Linked DNA regions of Homo sapiens: region 1 is linked to region 2. The links are chromatin contacts, found by Hi-C or POLR2A ChIA-PET in ENCODE. All regions are on one chromosome and are shown on one strand. Each heading gives the region's core, a stretch centred on a gene start or an enhancer-like site at or near the end of the contact. The rest is flanking DNA. Distances are from core to core; before and after follow the strand shown. Region 1 overlaps VPS53 (VPS53 subunit of GARP complex). Region 2 overlaps VPS53 (VPS53 subunit of GARP complex).

Region 1 (3,403 bases), core at 707-3,206, 68 kb after region 2:
CTTCCCTCCACTATTGTCCTATGACCCTGCCAAATCCCCCTCTGTGAGAAACACCCAAGAATTATCAATAAAAAATAAATAAATTAAAAAAAAAAACAAAAACAAAATGACTTGCGATAAAACTGCTCTGATCGCAGGGATCTAGGTCTCTGGCCTCCTCCTAACTTCCACAGTGACATCTGATGGGGCACCAAGGAATACAGTTTGAAAACCATTAGCTCTCACTAAAGACAAGCTAGGGAAGTCTAAAGAGAGAATAACCTACTGAAGGTCACATGGTCAGTCGGTTAATGGCCGACAAGAGTCCAGCATTTTCCCAGCACCTGACTCTGCTTTACCCCATGTACTGGTCAGATGTCAGTGTTCTGTGTTCTTAGAATGAGCAGGTCTTGGTCCTTACAACAGTAACTTCAAGCTTTCATAGGAGGAAAAAGTTCCAAGAAAAAGGAAAATTACATTTTACCTGGCAAAACTGATTTTGTAGGTAATGGGGCCTATCTTAATCCAATTTAATAACATCCAGAGATGACTAGCGAAAAGAATAACTTTTCCTGGCAACACTGCAAGCATCTGAGTGTTTAACTGCACAATTTCGGACATGACCATGGCAGCTACTAGCATTCGTGAGACATCAGGGCTCTGCAAATGGCTCTCCTGCGCAAAGCATGCTCACAGGGCAGAGGTGGCCCTGTGTGGGTGGAGGACATGCCAGAAGCATGGGCTCTACACCCAGAGCCTTCTTTCCACCCTAGTCCCTGCTCCCAAAATGCAATTGAGAACTGCATTTAATTAGTTACAAGAAACTGTTTGTTTTCTTCCATGCCAGTCAATACTATGACGGCTTTAAATCAACTGCATCTAATCCTATAAATACATCTCCGGGATGGAGCCTCCTCAAGATGTCCCATCAGTTTTGTTCATTTACTTCTATTCCTGAGATTCAGTTCTATGTCCTCTACTCTTCAATGAGACATGAGTCCATCAACAAAATAGCACTGGGAAAGGAATTCTAGTTTCTGACATTGAGACCTGGCTTCCAGTTTAAGCTCCTCCACTTCCAAGCTGTGCAACCCTGGGCCAACCACTTAACCTCTCTGAGCTGCAGTTTCATCACCTATAAAGCAAGAGGCAGGAATTGTGACGATAACATAAAGCATGTAAAAGAATTTAAAAGTGCAAAGGACTATAAAAGTGTGAGTATCCATTCTATTACAATCATTTAATCAAGGGACCAGACACATTTGATTGCATCATTTCAGAACTGCTCCTGGAAGCTCTGCTCTCTTGGCTCCTGCCCTTGTGGTGCTGGGAAAGAATGAATGCAGGGCTAGCTGCAAAGTACATGGTTACAGGTTTCTCAGAGCTGGTCCTCCCAGCCAGCCTCCCTTTTGGTGGTGTCTGGAGCAAAACAATACCGTAAAATAATCCTCCAGCAGCCAAGTGTAGACAATTAAAAACAGGGATCACTAATCTAGAAGGGAAACGTTCTGATTTATTGCTCTAACCTCCCTTGTCATAACATGGCAGTTAACCAAAAACACCATTCTGTAGGATGAAGGGAGAGGAAATTTAGACTTGGACAGAAAAATCCAAAGGAAATTAAAGTGTTAGTGTGCTCTGAAAAGTAACTCTTCAAATATGCCACTGGCCACCTTGACATTTCCAGGCCTCCCCAATGGCTTCCAGACCTAAAGTGATCAGCTTACACTGCATGGAGGCCTCTCCTAGCCGAGGGTGCTGCTGGCTTCCCGGGGATTGTTCAGCCTCTCTCATCATCACTGTACCAGATGACAGTCAAACCAAAAACTCAGCTGACAAGCTCAGGAGATGCTGAATGAGGCAGAGCAGAACTCTCCTGGCCCCACCACAGTGGCTAATGAAGCTTGTGTGTGTCCTGGAGGCGGGGCTCTTCAGGAGCAGAGATGTGGGCAGGGAAGTCTGCCCTTTCATGGAGTTTTCTACATGCACTTTCAGATAAAGGCCTTCTGTAAAGACCACAACAGCTGTCATCTCTGAACGTGGCCAAGAGCCAAAGGATCGTATCTGGAGCAAGCAGACCGATTTTCAGAAACGCACATTGGGTAGGTTACCCGTGGTGACGCAAACCAGACTTACTTGATCTAAATCTCCTTTCTCCGTTGCCAGTTCCTCCATCTCTGGTGTTGGCTCATCTTCCAGGAAGGGATTGGTAGATGGGGGTGGAGACTCAAGCTTTTTCTGTTAGGTAGATATGAGAAAGAGAAGTGTTTTCTGAGCATATTCAATAGCTTTCCCCATTGATCTGCTTTTTCTAGGTGTCTCCAACAAGGAAGTCATGCACGCTATCTGATAAAGAAGAACTGAGGCAACCCAGACCACATTCTTGCCTCCGGGCCTTCACAGTGCTTTCCCTCTTCCTGCAACCTCCCCGACCACCCCGCCCCAACTCGAATCTGGCTAAAACGCTCACGCATCCTCAGTCCTCAAACCGGAACTCCGTTCTGCTGGGAAGCCTTTCCCATCTGTCAGGTTTGGGTCAGATGTCCCTGACACGTGTTCCCAAACCAAGCTACATGTCTCCTACCCAGGCATTTATTAAAATATAGCAATTGCCCATTATTTGTCTTTTCCCTTCTGGCCTCCATGATGGCAGAGATTGTGTCTGTCTTGTTCCCCATCCTATCTCAGTGCCTAGCATGTAGCAGGTCCTCAGTAAATAGAAATGAATCAAAGTGCCAGATGGATTTCAACGCAAGAACAAACTACAAAACTAATCTCATGTGTTCTAGATTAACAGATGTCTCTTCCCAAGTAAGCCCCATTACAACAACCACAACAGAAATCTCCTTGAGAAAATCGACTTCTCAGCTTCCAAATATGACCACTATTTCAAAATACATCACGGAGTGGAAACATGGGCCAGTGGGAAGGCTGCAGGCAGGAGGCATGGTAGCTGTAGCTCCAACCGTGCGGCACTGGCCCTATCACCCAGCTTCTCTGAGCCTCAGTAACTTCATCTGCTGAATGAGGATGTAGTCACAGGACTATCTGGAGGATCAAATGTGAAACCCTAGAAGCAGCACATGATACACACAAGGGTCACTGATGACGTTAATTCCAGTACAACTACAGAATCAAGGCAGCTCTCTGGAATTCCTTTACAGTTTTCACCTAGAGATGTTGTTTATGCCTGGGAGCTGAAGGCTTTAGCAGAAAGGAGGCCAACTGGACAAACAGAAAAGAGGGACTGCTTGGTGCTGGGGACGAGGGAAGGGGGCAAGGCATGGCTCTCTGGAGACGAGAAGTTAATGGAGAGGGAGTTTCTAAATGTACTTGGTATTTTAGCCAATACCAGTGGGTCAATCTGAATTAATCTCTAAGCCAAAAGGGACAGCAGATGGACTATAGCGTGAATAACTTTGCC
Region 2 (3,331 bases), core at 815-3,314:
GCAATTCTGCCTCAGCCTCCCGAGTAGCTGGGATTACAGGCGCCCACCATCACGCCCGGCTAATTTTTTGTATTATTAGTAGAGACAGGGTTCACCATGTTAGCCAGGCTGGTCTCGAACTCCTGACCTCAGATGATCCGCCTGCCTGGGCCTCCCAAAGTGCTAGGATTACAGACGTGAGCCACCATGCCCGGCCAATATTCCAAGTTTTTTGCTAGTTTTTTTGTTTGTTTGTTTTTTTGAGATGGAGTCTCACTTTGTCACCCAGGCTGGAGTGCAGTGGTGTGATATCGGCTCACTGCAACCTCCACCTCCCGGGTTCAAGTGATTCTCCTGCCTCAGCCTCCCCAGTAGCCTGCCCCCATGCCCAGCTAATTTTTGTATTTTTAGTAGAGATGGGATTTCACCATGTTGGCCAGGCTGCTCTCAAATTCCTTACCCCAGGTGATCTGCCTGCCCAGGCCTCCCGAAATGCTGGGGTTACAGCGTGAGCCGCTGTGCCCGGCCCAGCCACTTCTTCTTATTGGAGTGTGAGCACTAGGAGCAGGGACCTTTCCATGGTGCTTGCTGTGTTATACCCTGCACCCAGAACTTAGTAGGCGTTCAAACAAAATTTTTAAAAATAAATGGAAGAACGAATTAAGAAACCTTCCGGGTGAGTCATTATACTGTCCCCAAACAGGGGACATCATCAATTTTATTCCTGCCAAGTAGATCTGGACTAGAAGAATATGTGCTTGATCTACAACAAAAGCTGCCAGGCAAATGCCTGATACTACGTCCATCTCACCTGTTCTGCTCCCACCATGCTAATTGGCTTGCACTTGAAGAGGTGGGTGATGAATTTGGGAATGAAGGAGCTGTGGATAAAAAAGAAGTGACAAATTAGGCTTATTCTCTCTTGAGGAAAGAAATGCAAAAACTTTAAGGTTCCACGTATCTCCATGAAAAAACCTTTTTTAATGAAGAATCGAAGTGGACTCCACTGTTGCCCATTATCTTATTTTTCTTCTGAGTGAAGTCCTGGTTTTGTTTAGTTACATGAGGCCCTGGCAGGCCCGGGAAAACCGGATCCCATCCTAGACTCCCAGTGAACTCTAACTATTCTCAGCTCGTCAGAGCACAGCATTCCTTTGGTGACTGTTGTTTGTCCTGAGAGGGAATATGATCGAAGCTAGCCCAATCAGACTGGATGTAAGGGCTACAGGCACCGCACCTGGCTACTTTTTAATTTTTTTGTAGAGGCAGGATTTCGTTATGCTGCCCAGGCTGGGCTCAAACTCCTGGCTTCAAGCAGTCCTCCTCCCTTGGGCTCCGGAAGTGCTGGGATTACAAGCGTGAGCCACTGGGCCAGGCTTCCTTGATTCTTCATTCTCTGTCTCCAGCCTCATCCTGCTAAGCCCTGGCCTCCCTATGCTTCAACCCAACTGAGCCACTTGCAGATCCCAGGATTCTGGGGGCTATTTAATGCCTACACTGCTCCCTCGCCTGGACTGCCTTTCCTAGAAGGGGCTTGTGGGTCAGTACACACGCACCTCTCAGATCCTGTTCAACGGCGTCTCTAGAAAGCCTTTCTTCTGCTGCCTTCGCCATACTCTACATGGAGTCTGCAGGCCTCCACCCTCACATCTAACCTAGTTCATTATGCTCATTTGCTTACATGTCTATTTTGCTTCACCTGACTATTAAGGCAAACGAAGATGGGGGCCATGTTTATCAGGCCAAAACATTTAACTCTGGGTCTGAGACATAGGAGATGCTCAAGTGAATGCACATTGAGTAAATCATAAACTTTTTTTTTTTTTTGAGACAGAGTCTCGCTCTGTCACCCAGGCTGGAGTACAGTGGCACCATCTTGGCTCACTGCAACCTCTGCCTCCTGGGTTCAAGCAATTCTGGTGCCTCAGCCTCCTGAGTAGCTGGGACTACAGGCACGCACCAGCATACCCAGCTAATTTTTGTATTTTTAGTAGAGATAGGGTTTCACCATGTTGGCCAGGCTGGTCTCGAACTCCTGGCCTCAAGTGATCCTCTTGCCTCGGCCCCACAAAGCGCTGGGATGACAGGCGTGAGCCACCGCGCCCAGCCACCTACCACTTTTTGAATGTCAGCTTGGTATCAGCACTTTACCAGGAAGTTAATATGTGACTTCTCATTTTATCTTCCCAACCACTATTATGAGATTTGTCTCATTATCTCCTTGATTGAAGGGAGGAGGATCAGCTCAGTGGATGAGGGAAGTTGCTTGTGGTTCAACTGCAGTTTCAACCAGGCTGTGGATTTTGATGTCTCAACAGGAAAGGCTGCTATTGCTTAAGACAGCAAACGAGGTAAAAGGAAACATCTATGGTTTTGCAGGGGTGGGGTAGAAAGGAAGCTGAGGGAGAGGAAACTGGAGTCCGGAGATCGGATCTGGAGGTGGCTTGTGATCAGGAAGGAGAGTAAACAAGGGGCTATTTGGAAGGAATTCCTCAGTGCTGGAAACCAGAGCCAGACAAGCAACATGAAACTGAACTCATGACCAATGGCAGCTGTGCACACAGCGCTTTGTAACCTAAGTTGCTTCACATTAGAACATGCTCCGGACTGGGCATGGCAGCTCATGCCTATAATCCCAGCACTCTGAGAGGCCCAGGCAGGTGGACTGCTTGAGCCCAGGAGTTTGAGACCAGCCTGGGCAACATGGCAAAATCTCATCTCTACAAAAAATAGAAAAATGAGCTAGGCCGGGTGGCGAGCGCCTGTAATCCCAGCTATTCAGGAGGCTGAGGTGGGAGAATCACCTAAGCCCAGGAGATGGGGGCTGCAGTGAGCTGTGGTTGCACCACTGCACTCCAGCCTGGGTAACAGAGTGGGACCCTGTATCAAAAAAAAAAAAAAAAACCTTTGGCTGTGCCCCTGAACTGGCTCTCTATACTAGTCTACAGGTGGCGATGGGGGGAGTATGAGGACCTGACACACGTCCTGTGGGGAAAAAACCAAGCAATGTGCTGGGTAACTGCCAAGGGCTTCTCTGGGCCATCAGGGCGGTGGTGGCTGCTGCCCTTGACCAGGGAAGGGTCTCCTCACAAGCCCACCTCTGTTAAGCGGGATTTTAGCAGGATGAGAAGGCACCATGGATGAAAACAGAAAACCACTTCCTAGATCCCAGGCTGAATGATTACAGATGTGAGGGGGGGCATCCAATTCCCAGCGCACTCAACCTGGGCTTAGCAATGAAACTCAAGGGCTCTGAGAGAATGTGAGGCTGATGCTGGGAGATGCTGGGACTGGCTAAGTCAACCGACTCCTCCTTCACTTTAACGTAAGCTCAATCATATGACTGAGCTGG

What was found. A loop is a pair of places that touch in the nucleus more often than their neighbours do. ChIA-PET counts read pairs that join two places held with the same protein, here RNA polymerase II (POLR2A). Pooled maps may share reads with other maps.
Region 1: a map of endothelial cell of hepatic sinusoid shows a loop between it and region 2 (6-fold over the local background). The contact joins two enhancer-like sites. A Hi-C loop is called at or near these places in 1 of 168 maps with a recorded cell type or tissue (endothelial cell of hepatic sinusoid) and 2 of 50 pooled maps. POLR2A ChIA-PET finds 5 or more read pairs at or near these places in 5 of 52 experiments (AG04450, K562, activated CD8-positive, alpha-beta memory T cell and 1 more).

Annotation. Positions count from the first base shown.
Region 1 is chr17:599,680-603,082 of GRCh38, forward strand. It overlaps VPS53 (VPS53 subunit of GARP complex), which reads right to left. Exons shown (of 22, transcript NM_001128159.3): 12 at 2,116-2,217. Among named protein-coding and RNA genes, the nearest start is that of VPS53-AS1, 79 kb to the left of the region's middle. RefSeq lists an enhancer at 1,409-2,608. Within about 2 kb of position 1,957, at least 9 of the 41 ENCODE cell types and tissues checked have a DNase peak (open chromatin) inside an H3K27ac peak, as active enhancers do.
Region 2 is chr17:532,052-535,382 of GRCh38, forward strand. VPS53 (VPS53 subunit of GARP complex) reads right to left here. Exons shown (of 22, transcript NM_001128159.3): 19 at 791-860. The region is part of intron 1 of VPS53-AS1 (VPS53 antisense RNA 1); the gene reads left to right. Among named protein-coding and RNA genes, the nearest start is that of VPS53-AS1, 11 kb to the left of the region's middle. Within about 2 kb of position 2,065, at least 7 of the 41 ENCODE cell types and tissues checked have a DNase peak (open chromatin) inside an H3K27ac peak, as active enhancers do.